Linked DNA regions of Homo sapiens: all the other regions are linked to region 1. Evidence: chromatin contacts called from ENCODE Hi-C or POLR2A ChIA-PET data. All regions are on one chromosome and are shown on one strand. Each heading gives the region's core, a stretch centred on a gene start or an enhancer-like site at or near the end of the contact. The rest is flanking DNA. Distances are from core to core; before and after follow the strand shown.

Region 1 (3,439 bases), core at 693-3,192:
ATTTTGTATTTTTAGTAGAGACGGGGTTCCTCCATGTTGGTCAGGCTGGTCTCGAACTCCTGACCTCAGGTGATCCGCCAGCTTCAGCCTCCCAAAGTGCTGGGATTACAGGCATGAGCCACTGCGCGCGGCCTCAACAGTAATTTTCATAGCTTCTTAACAGAAGAAAGTCAACTTAGTGAGGCTTTACAGAATTTATATTTTATCTTTCAGATACCATATAATCTTTTTTTTTGAGATGGAGTCTTGCTCTGTCGCCCAGGCTGGAGTGCAGTGGCACGATCTCAGCTCACTGCAACCTCCGCCTCCTGGGTTCAAGCAGTTCTCCTGCCTCAGCCTCCGGAGTAGCTGGGACTACAGGCACACGCCACCACGCCAGGCTAATTTTTTGTATTTTAGTAGGGACAGGGTTTTACTGTGTTGCCCAGGCTGGTCTCAAACTCCTGAGCTCAGGCAATCCGCCCGCCTCGGCCTCCCAAAGTGCTGGCATTACAGGCGTGAGCCACTGCGCCTGGCCCCTATATAGTCTTTATAATTATTGTTTAATTCTTTTGAGAAGAACCTATAGATCTTTATAATTATTGTTTCTTTTGAGAAGAACCTTGTTAAGAAAAAAATCACCAAGACTAAGGGAGAACACATATACTCTACAGAGCTTCTATTTTCTTCTTAGAGATCTTCCTGAGAGAGATTAATTCTCTCCATAACTTAATCAACGTAAAAAATATGCATAAAATCATAGCATGACCTGGAAAGAATCCATGCTTTATTCACCAACTAGGCCTGCTTTCCCTGTACTCTCCATTCCACACCTATACTCACCAAATGAAGTTGCAAAAGACGAAAAAGATAAAAATGCAAATACCTAAATGTCTTTTTTTATGTACATTTCCAACTTTTGTGTATTCCAAGAATTTACGATGTAATGTCTATGTTTCTAGCAAAAAAGAACTTTTTCTCTATTTGTAGTTGGTGTCTAGAGCAATTCTAATGTAAAGAAGTTTTGCATTTATTTGGTACTGTTGAGTGGCTGAGCAGCAAGGCTGCTATTTCCACTGAGTGGAGATACACAAAGATGACTTAGGAGTCCCAGTCCTCAGGATCGGAGTATTGGTGGATCACACGTGTTACAAAGCAGAAAGCATTAGGAAAAGCAAATCAGTTACTTTGAGCTTCAGATGCAAATAATTTCCAAATTGTCACTGGCCAAAATGCTTTAAACATTCAGGGTTTTGTCACAATTTCAATATAAAGGGGGGAGGGGGGAGCGGGACCCCACAGCTCTATTCCTTTGTCTTTCAGACTCCAAGAACTCAGACCGTGGTGGTGCAAACTGGTGACTGGTTCAAAAGAAGTTGGAGGGGGCGTGTAGGACAGGAGGCTTTACCACCAGTCCCAGGGTGCGTCAAGGTCTATGGTGTAAAAACCACTACTCAGAATGGCGGGGTTCATGGACTTTTCACCATGGCCAAACCTTCGATTACCTCTGATGAGCCCCAAAGATCAGAGTAGCTGACTAGGCCAGGTCCCCCAGCAGAAGGGCGCGACGGCTGCAACATCAGCGGTTAAATTGTACAGCCTTTCATAGGCCGGTCTAATGCATCCGTACTAAGATTGTTAAGGCTGAGGGTCCCTAGCCTGGGGAAAAACGAAAGGAGGCAGAGGGTAGGGAGACGGGAAAGAAGACAAGGAGGGTGTAGAAAACGGGGAGAGGAGGGGGCGGGACAGCATGGGGAAGGCCTCAGGTTTACTGGAGAGATCGTGGCGTTCCCATAGAAACGTATCCCTCCGCCCATGACCCGCGTGTTAGTCTCTTCAGTTCCTTCCGCGTCGTTTCTTGGCTGTTTCCGCCCAGCTCCTTTGTGCCGCGCAGAACAACGAGATGACGCATGCGCAAAGCGCAGCGGCCGCATATATAAACGCGAACCCGGGCTCTTCCTCGTAGTGCCGCCGGGACTCTTGGCGGGTGAAGGTGTGTGTCAGCTTTTGCGTCACTCGAGCCCTGGGCGCTGCTTGCTAAAGAGCCGAGCACGCGGGTCTGTCATCATGTCGCGTTACGGGCGGTACGGAGGAGGTAAGAAGCTGGAGTCCGGTGAGGGACGTTGGTGTGGGTGTAGTGAGCACTGCGAGGCCGTAGGGTTGTCGCGGAGGTTGGGAGACGGTTATTCCGCGTGCGTAATGGCGGCTTAGGAGCACGCCAGACGAAGCCGGAGGCAGCGGAGGCGGGGTGCTGAAGGGAGACGGGATGGCGGGTGTACATCTCTGCCGAGTTCCGTACTCTTGGGCATTTTTGTGGCCCAATCCAGCCTAAAGCAGGGTTGAGATGACGGTTTTCGCGTTGCCTTTCTCGGAGCTGCCCGCCGGCCCCCCTCCCCCCCCGCCCTCGGCGGCGGCTGCCATTTTGCGCACATTGAGGACCGTGGTGGCGCATTTCCTCAGCGCTTTCCCGCCACTTCAGCGGACAGATCTGGCCGCAGCTGTAAGATCGTGGTTGTGTTTGAGATAGAACGAAATTGGCAGCTGTGAGCTGCATGTTCTCGTCAAACAATCGGTTAAATTGCGGAATGGGAATGGGGACGTAATCTGCGACTGGCGGCTGGGTTTTTTTTAGTTATTTCCAGCGCGGTTTATGGCTCTGGGGCGGGGAGCTGGAGTCTTGGGCGAGCCTGTGCCTGGGACGTTTGCCGCGGAGGACGAGAGCCGGCGCAGCCCTGCTCTCCTGGCCCGGCCCCTACCGAGGCCCTCCCGCCGCCGACGCCGCTGCCGCTGCGGGCCCGCGCGCTCCCGGTGCGCCCGGGGCTGCCGGGACTCATGGGTGGGGCCGGGCCAGGTTCCGCCCCACGCCTCGGTGTATCCTACCACGCGTTTCTGCTTGTGTTCGGGAGGGTCACCCCGCATTATTTAGAACGTTAAGAATTTTGTCAAAAGTCTAGTTTCTCAGGGATTTGCGGACTTTCACCAGTTTTACGACTAAGTTTTGTCTTGGATAGAGGGCATTAAATGTGCTTTACCCAATCTTGAGGATGGCCCGTTTTAAGGCAAATAAGTAATTGAAACTTGGGCCAGATTTTGCGTAACGTGCATTCTTCTATTTGCGTTTTTAAACAGAAACCAAGGTGTATGTTGGTAACCTGGGAACTGGCGCTGGCAAAGGAGAGTTAGAAAGGGCTTTCAGTTATTATGGTCCTTTAAGAACTGTATGGATTGCGAGAAATCCTCCAGGATTTGCCTTTGTGGAATTCGAAGATCCTAGAGATGCAGAAGATGCAGTACGAGGACTGGATGGAAAGTAAGTAAGATGTTATGAATCTTCTGTTCATTAAAATATACTGTGGCTAGATAATGAACTTAGTGCTAAATTTGGATTCTGAAGTCTGGAAGAGACCTTAAATAGCTGGTCATAGTGTTAAATGCTAAAGGCACACGAAGGTTAAAGAAG
Region 2 (3,439 bases), core at 366-2,865, 4.8 Mb before region 1:
TTATATAATTAGTAGGTCTGAAACAATATACATATTTTAAAAAACATAAAACTTAAAAATGGTTAAAATGGTAAATTTTGCTGTGTATTTTACCATAATTTAGAAAAAAAGGAAATAAAATCTCACAGCTCCTGTAAAGTAGCATTTCAAGAAATTTTTACTTCAGTTATGTGTGAGTACTTCTACGTCCACAGTTTCAAAGTCTGCAATGTATTTCTTACTATGTCAGGGTCAAAAATACCAGAAAAAATTATGGTGGAGAACCGTCTGCACACACTCACCAGCTGACATGCACAACATAGTTCACAGCAGCAATGTTTAGAACAAAAACTGGAAATAATGCACATGTTAAGAGGCAGCAGGATGGATACATAATGAAGTATATTAAACAATGGAAAATTACGGTCCGGGCGCCATGGCTCACGCCTGTAATCCCAGCACTTTTGGAGACCGAGGCGGGCGAATCACGAGGTCAGGAGTTCAAGACCAGCATGAGCAACATGGTGAAACCCCGTCTCCACTAAAAAATACAAAAATTAGCTGAGCGTGGTGGCGCGCGCCTGTAATCCCGGTTACTTAGGAGGCTGAGGCAGGAGAATCACTTGAACCCGGGAGGCAGAGTTTGCAGTGAGCCGAGATCGCGCCACTGCACTCCAGCCTGGGCGAAGAGCACTACAGCCACCTGTAGGTGAATATGAAAAGCAATGCTGAAAGAAGCAAATTGCTGGAGAATACATACGCAATTCCAAAAGCTTCAAAATTGAACGAAACAAGATAGTGATACATACATTATGTGGTAAAGCTATAAAGAAAACCAAGGCAAGCTGATATAAAAAATTCAGAAAATAATTATTAAAAACTTAAGTCATTAACGTTTAGAGAACTGAAATGTCTCTATTTTCCAAATTAATACTCCTGATAATAGCATCAGGTCTTTCCTGATCTTGCCCACTGTCGCAGCTCCCAGTGACACCCCGTTATTGTATTTATTTTTCAAGGACTGAACCATCTGACAATTTGTATGTGCTGCGTAATACATGTATCCTCAGTAGGGGATAGCTTTCAAGGCTAGCGCTTGGCGACGCTCTGACAGTAGAGTTCATTATCTATTGAATGAATATATGCGCTTTGGCACACGTTGGTTCAGCACTACTCATTTTAGTCCGAATCCTTCTCGTGGCTTCCGTTCAGTCGCCGCCCAAACCCCTGCCCCATCTCGCAGGCTCTAAACTCCCTGGACTCGTTCCCGAGTCCCAGACGTAGTTTTCTCCTAGACTCTGCACTGGGCCAACAGAGTGGGAGAAAGGTGGAAGGTCTGGATTGGGAGAAAAGCGCTTCCCAGGCGTCCAAGCATGTGAAGAGAATGAGGTCTTTTCATTCAACAAGAGACCGTTGAATGAAGGCCCCTCAGCAACAAGGCCCGTCAGCCCTAACGCCATGAGGAACGCGCGGCGCTGACGGTACAGTGGCTGGTTAACTAAACCGGATTGCTACCGGCCACCCCGGTGACGTCACGACCTCCTCGAACTCCTGATTGGAGGAGCTGCGTTTGGTCAATTCTCGCGATGACTCCTCCAGGTTACCCCTCTCTCCCTCCCTTTGCCCTGACCCGGTAGTCGACCGTGGACCGCGCTGCGAGCCTCGGAGACGCCGTAGAAGGAGACCTGCTTCCGGGACTGGACCAGGCGCCTGCGACTCTTCTCAGACGCCGACGTGCACGAGGTTTGGCTCCCAGGTGTCCTGCCTGCCAGACCCGCGGTAGCTCGGCTCGGCCAGTTTTGCTAGGGCTGCCTGGCGAGCCACACCAATTCCCATCCTTTGGTATCGCCAGGATTCGGCGGCTGTGAAACTGATTTCCGGTCGCTAAGGTCTCCATGGAGACAGCACTTTAACCACTTTCTCCCACTGTCATTCCTCGACTCCACGTGGTTCAGAAATCGCCCAGAGAATGTTTGTGGGAGTCAGCCAGGAAGGTGTAGAGTGAAGCAGCGTTCTAAAGGGAAGCAGTAAGTGGGACCTAGGAGGAGTGTAATTTACTGGGCACCTTCTGGCCTTGCGGTAGACACGGGATTTACCCCCTTGGGGACCCTGGTTCTTCAGGACACACGTTTAGGCATCATTTGAGCAGGCATAATTACCGAGTCTGCTTTTGTGTAGCCCTCAGAATTGCAAGAGCAAATCCTCCTGCAAACTTGCTTACCTTTCACCAGAGAATAGTCTCCCTAGTTAGGTTTCCCAGTCTCTTCTGGCTTTGTACGATGGTCACTTTCTTAGGAAGCGTGCCTCTATTCCTCTAGATCTGACTATCCCTTTACAAATTATTCTGTTGTCGACACTTTCCTAGCTGCGTCCATTTTTGGTTAAGTGGTTGCTCACCTGCCATTACTGTATGGATTTCTTACTTCCCAAACAGACCATAGGTTCTTAAGATGTAGAATGTCACTTAGATGTAGAATGCATTTTAGGTACCAGATAGTCCACCTTCCTGCCCTTAAAGACATATATCCCTTCTAGAACATCTCTGACAAATGTTTGTTAATTAATTTGTTTATTCGTGAAGTGTTTGTTAAACACCTACTATGTGCCAGGCACTGGTTTGGAAATTGAGACTTGAAACATGAACAAAATAGATTAAAGTTGCTGCCTTCATTCAGTTTGCTACTAGGTGAGACAGACAATATACAAATTTACAAGTTAGGGTAATTTCTGGTACTAGTAAGTGCTATGAAGAAAATTAACGGAAATGGTGTCTACGTGTGTTGTATTGGTGAGATTTTAGATAGAGTGGTCATGGAAGGCTTTTAGAAGGTAATGTTGCAGCAGAAACATGAATGGTGAGAAGGAGTCAGTCTTGCAAAGATGTGGAATGAACATTAAGGGGCAGAGATACTGAGAAGTGTAAAGCCTCTTAGGTGGGAATAAGAGCATCAGGAAGTACAAAGCTCTTGAGATGGTGAAGAGGAGATTGGTTTGAGATGAAGAGTGGAGGAAGGCAGGGTCAGATTATTTAGGGCCTTGAAGGGCAAAATCTCAAGTATTTATTTATTTATTTATTTATTTATTTATTTGAGATGGAGTTTCGCTCTTGTCTCCCAGGCTGGAGTGCAGTGGCACGATCTCGGCTCACTGCAACCTCTGCCTCCTGGGTTCAAGCCATTCTCCTGCCTCAGCCTCCGGAGTAGCTGGGGTTATAGGCGCCTGCCACCACACCCGGCTAATTTTTGTATTTTTAGTTAGTGCAGACGGGGTTTCACCATGTTGGCCAGGCTGGTCTTGAACTCCTGACTTCAGGAGATCCACCCGCCTCGGCCTCCCAAAGTGCTGGGATTACAGGCACGAGCCCCCACTCCTGGCCTCAAGTTTGAATTTTATTCTAAGTGTATTTAGAAACCCTTGGAAAGTTTTAAGGAAGAGAGTAAGTAATTCAATTTGATGAGAG
Region 3 (3,439 bases), core at 309-2,808, 3.4 Mb before region 1:
GACAGGCCTTGCTGGGTTTCTCCCCTCAGTCTGTTACCATTAGATCGCATCCTTTTGTCTATTTTTATGCTTAGGTTCAACGAAGAATGGACAGTGTGTATTTCTACCTAGGCATAAAAATAGACAGTTTTCCCTGGGTCACTGGGTTTTCATTTCTGAAGGCTCCTGTGTCCCATAAAACTTTGATTCGGTAAATTTGCTATGCTTTTCTCTTGTTAATCAGTCTTTTGCTATAGCAATGACCCTTATGAAGGGTGAGGAAAGGTATCTCACATCTTTTCTACCCCGCCCCCCCCCCACAATAGGGATTTATTGAACTGCACCACACCAAGTCCCAGACCCAGGAGACTGGGCTCAGAAAGTCCCACTGAGTTCCTAGGTACCAGCCTTCTGGTAGAGCAGCTTTCTTTTCTAGTGTGGCTCTATCTCTTCTTTGCATATGCCTTCAGCTTCTTCTTTCCCCTCTTTTAGGTCTACTCTGCCTCCAGCCTGTGTTTTAATCACATAAAAAATGCTATTAAAAATGTAGAATCAAGGGCTGGACAGAGTGGCTCAAACCTGTAATCCCAGCATGTTTGGAGGCTGAGGTGGGCAGATCGCTTGAGCCCAGGAGTTCGAGACCAGCCTGGGCAACATAGTGAAACCCCGTCTCAAAAAAAAAAACAAAAACAAAAACAAACAAACAAACAAACACAAAATTAGCCAGGCGGGCATGGTGGCACAGCGCCTGTAGTCCCAACTACTAGGGAGGCTGAGATGGGAGGATCGCTTGAACCTGGGAGGTCAAAGCTGCAGTGAGCCATGATCACGCCACTGCACTCCAGCCTGGGTGACAGAGCAAGACTGTTTCAAAAAGAAAAAGTTTAGAATCAAATTTTAGATTGTAAACTCTGATTGAGGTTGTTGCCTTCCAACTATGCTTATTCATCTAGAAAGAGAAGTCAGCATTTCTTGAAGTCTGGTCGCAGTATGGGGTCCCTGAGAGAAGGCCTCTCTAAAAATACCAGGGGGAGGGAGGGAGAGGTATGCGATTGAGAGTTAGGGAGGTGGTTCCAGAGAAGAGGGCAAGCCCTCAGGTTGGGCCGCCAGAGGCTCCCAGGAGAAGAAAGAAAGGGAAGCCAGGCCTGCATCCTGGTGGAGCCCGCTCCTCCCACCGCGGGGAGATCCGCCCTCAGCGCTGTGGTGGCCGGAAGTGCTGGTCTAGGGCGGGTGGGGGCGAGGGGCTGCCTGGGAGGTCAGTCTCCCGGCTGGGCTGGGATATTTATAGCACCTGGGTTTCTGGGTCTGCCTCCACCTGGATTTATTTATGCGGCCTGTGGCTGTGGCGCCTGTGGAGAATGAGGCGGGGTGGGGTGGGGGGGGGCGCGGATCTCGCTGCAAGGGTCTAGTTCTTGGCCTTGGGACTCTAGCTGGACTGGAAACGACAAATCACAACCAGGGGCTGTCTGGGGGAACACAGGCAGAGCAGCACTTGGTGCTGCGCCTGCAAAGCCGCCGATGGTTGGGCCTGTTGAAACTCGGGGCTTTCCAGATTCACGCGGTGTCGCCTTTGCGGCCGCCGTGGGCGTGGGTTAGGCAGGTGTGGGCGACGGGGAAGCGATCCCCTCCCCCGCAAGTCACCCCGGGCTCCGGTTCTCACGCCTTCCTCCGCAGCTCCTGGGAAGAATTAAAGGCGGAACAATGTTCCGTCTCCGGAGGGATCTGTACTTGGAAAGAGAACTCAGAGAGCACGTGGTGGCCGGCCCCATCTGCAGACCCAAAACTAGAGAGTCCACGTTTGCGAACCCATCTGCACTTTCGACTTTCCCTGATCACTACGTGTCTGGCTGCTCTCAGACTGCGATGACATCATTTAAAAAAAATGTAAATAACTGTCCTTTGGGTCTTTCAAGAACCTAGTGATTGAGGAGAGGGCAACGGTGAATCTCGAGGAAGGCTGTGTCGTGGGACCTTCAGGCATTGTTTAATCTGTGCAGGGCGCAGTCTTGGGCAGGCCCCAGCCCTCTCCTCTGCCCACTCGCAAAGCCCGGCCTGCTTGCTCCACCGGCAACTGGGCTGGAGGAGAGGCGAGGGGCAGGGTGGGTGCTAAGATCCTGTGCGAAAAGCCAGGACCCTCGTGGTACCTAGGGAAATGAAAATCGCGTTGACAGTAGTCCAACGCTTTCCTTTTCTCATTCACCCCTCGGGCAGCACAACGAGACAGGCACTCCTGCCAACGTCCCCATTTCACAGATGGAGAAACTGAGGCTTAGGCAAAGCAATTTGCCCCAGGGTGACGGAGCAAGCGTCAACTTCAGTTTCCAGCTCGGACGCGAGGGGCCGTCGGGGGCGTTCCGGGGAGGGGGTGCCTGGGCCGGGGGCGGCCACGCGGGGCTGGGAGAGGTTCCAGCAGCGGCGCGTGGTGTAGCCGGCGTCCGGCGGGACTGCACGGGCCTGGAGCCGCTGGAAAGGCCGGTCTGGTGGCCCGGGACGAGGGGGCGGCCTTCCCGGAATCCCGAGCAGCACGGCGGAGCCGGGGCAGCTGCCAGGCGCGGCTGGGGACCGGCTCGCGCTGCGGTTGGCGGCGGGCAGGCCACATACCGCGCAGCGTGGAGGAAATGGCTGGGATTCCTCCTGCGGCGCCGCGCGGGCCTCGGGGAGGGCGGGGCTCCCCCAGTGTGTCGGGGCGGGGGCGGGGCGCGGCGGAGGGTGAGCGGGGATCCTGGCGCTGGCGGGGGCGCCCCGACCTGAGTCCTCGTCCCTGGAGCGCTCCCGCCACTTTGCCAGCATCTGGGCCTCCAGAGCCCCGTGAACCCTCGAGAAGGGGAGCACGTGAAGGGGCTCCCCGGCCACGCCCAGCCTCCTGCCCAGTCTCTGCCTCAGGCCTAAGGGTTCAAGAGGGGCCTGAGTCACCCACCTGCAGAGCGGCCCTGCAGCCCCTGCTGATCCGAATCAGGCCCTGCCTTCTGGGGTGGCGCACGACACGCGTGGGGCCCAGCGAAGAGGATGCTGAGGACCTGGACGCTGCTCCGGACAGTGAGGCCTCCGCAGGTCCCAGTTTCAGCTTTGGAAAGTCCTGGCCACTGACGTCCTCAGTGTTCTAGGCCCAGCCTCAGGCCTTTCTGCTGCAGGCATGGTGGGCCAGGCGGAGTCGGCTTCTAGGGGATGAGGCTTGCCCTGAGAGAGAGGCCGGCCCCTTGTGAGATTGTTGGCTGCATTGTGGTGGGTGAAGTTTAGAGGCAGAGCCGGGAGGGTGGCACTGAGGTCAGTCTTGACCTGGGCCTGAGTGAGGAGGCCGCTTTACACTATACTGGGGAGTGGAGGCATGAGAAGATGGAAAACCTGGGGGTTGGGTTAGCTTGAGAAAGCTCCCAGCTTCCCCCGGACACAAGCAAAAACATGATTTGGCTGGGGAAGTGGAAGAGGGGAAGGTGAATTGAGGGTCTTAGATTGGGTCCCC

Evidence for each region. A loop is a pair of places that touch in the nucleus more often than their neighbours do. ChIA-PET counts read pairs that join two places held with the same protein, here RNA polymerase II (POLR2A). Pooled maps may share reads with other maps.
Region 2: a map of B cell shows a loop between it and region 1 (33-fold over the local background). The contact joins the promoter of THADA here to the promoter of SRSF7 in region 1. A Hi-C loop is called at or near these places in 1 of 168 maps with a recorded cell type or tissue (B cell) and 6 of 50 pooled maps. POLR2A ChIA-PET finds 5 or more read pairs at or near these places in 1 of 52 experiments (T-cell).
Region 3: a loop to region 1 is called in a pooled map, with 8 times the contacts of the local background. The contact joins the enhancer-like site here to the promoter of SRSF7 in region 1. A Hi-C loop is called at or near these places in 6 of 50 pooled maps. POLR2A ChIA-PET finds 5 or more read pairs at or near these places in 2 of 52 experiments (CD4-positive, alpha-beta T cell and activated B cell).

Annotation. Positions count from the first base shown.
Region 1 is chr2:38,749,864-38,753,302 of GRCh38, reverse strand. It overlaps SRSF7 (serine and arginine rich splicing factor 7), which reads left to right and starts at 1,942. Exons shown (of 8, transcript NM_001031684.3): 1 at 1,942-2,074; 2 at 3,109-3,289. The coding sequence starts at 2,047. RefSeq lists an enhancer at 1,438-1,497 and silencers at 2,358-2,457, 2,668-2,857.
Region 2 is chr2:43,594,214-43,597,652 of GRCh38, reverse strand. It overlaps THADA (THADA armadillo repeat containing), which reads left to right and starts at 1,615. Exons shown (of 38, transcript NM_022065.5): 1 at 1,615-1,722.
Region 3 is chr2:42,100,555-42,103,993 of GRCh38, reverse strand. No RefSeq gene overlaps it. Among named protein-coding and RNA genes, the nearest start is that of PKDCC, 54 kb to the right of the region's middle. RefSeq lists enhancers at 1,420-1,939, 1,864-2,691, 2,910-2,989 and a silencer at 2,350-2,729. Within about 2 kb of position 1,558, at least 34 of the 41 ENCODE cell types and tissues checked have a DNase peak (open chromatin) inside an H3K27ac peak, as active enhancers do; they include CD4-positive, alpha-beta T cell, where a contact is called at or near this core.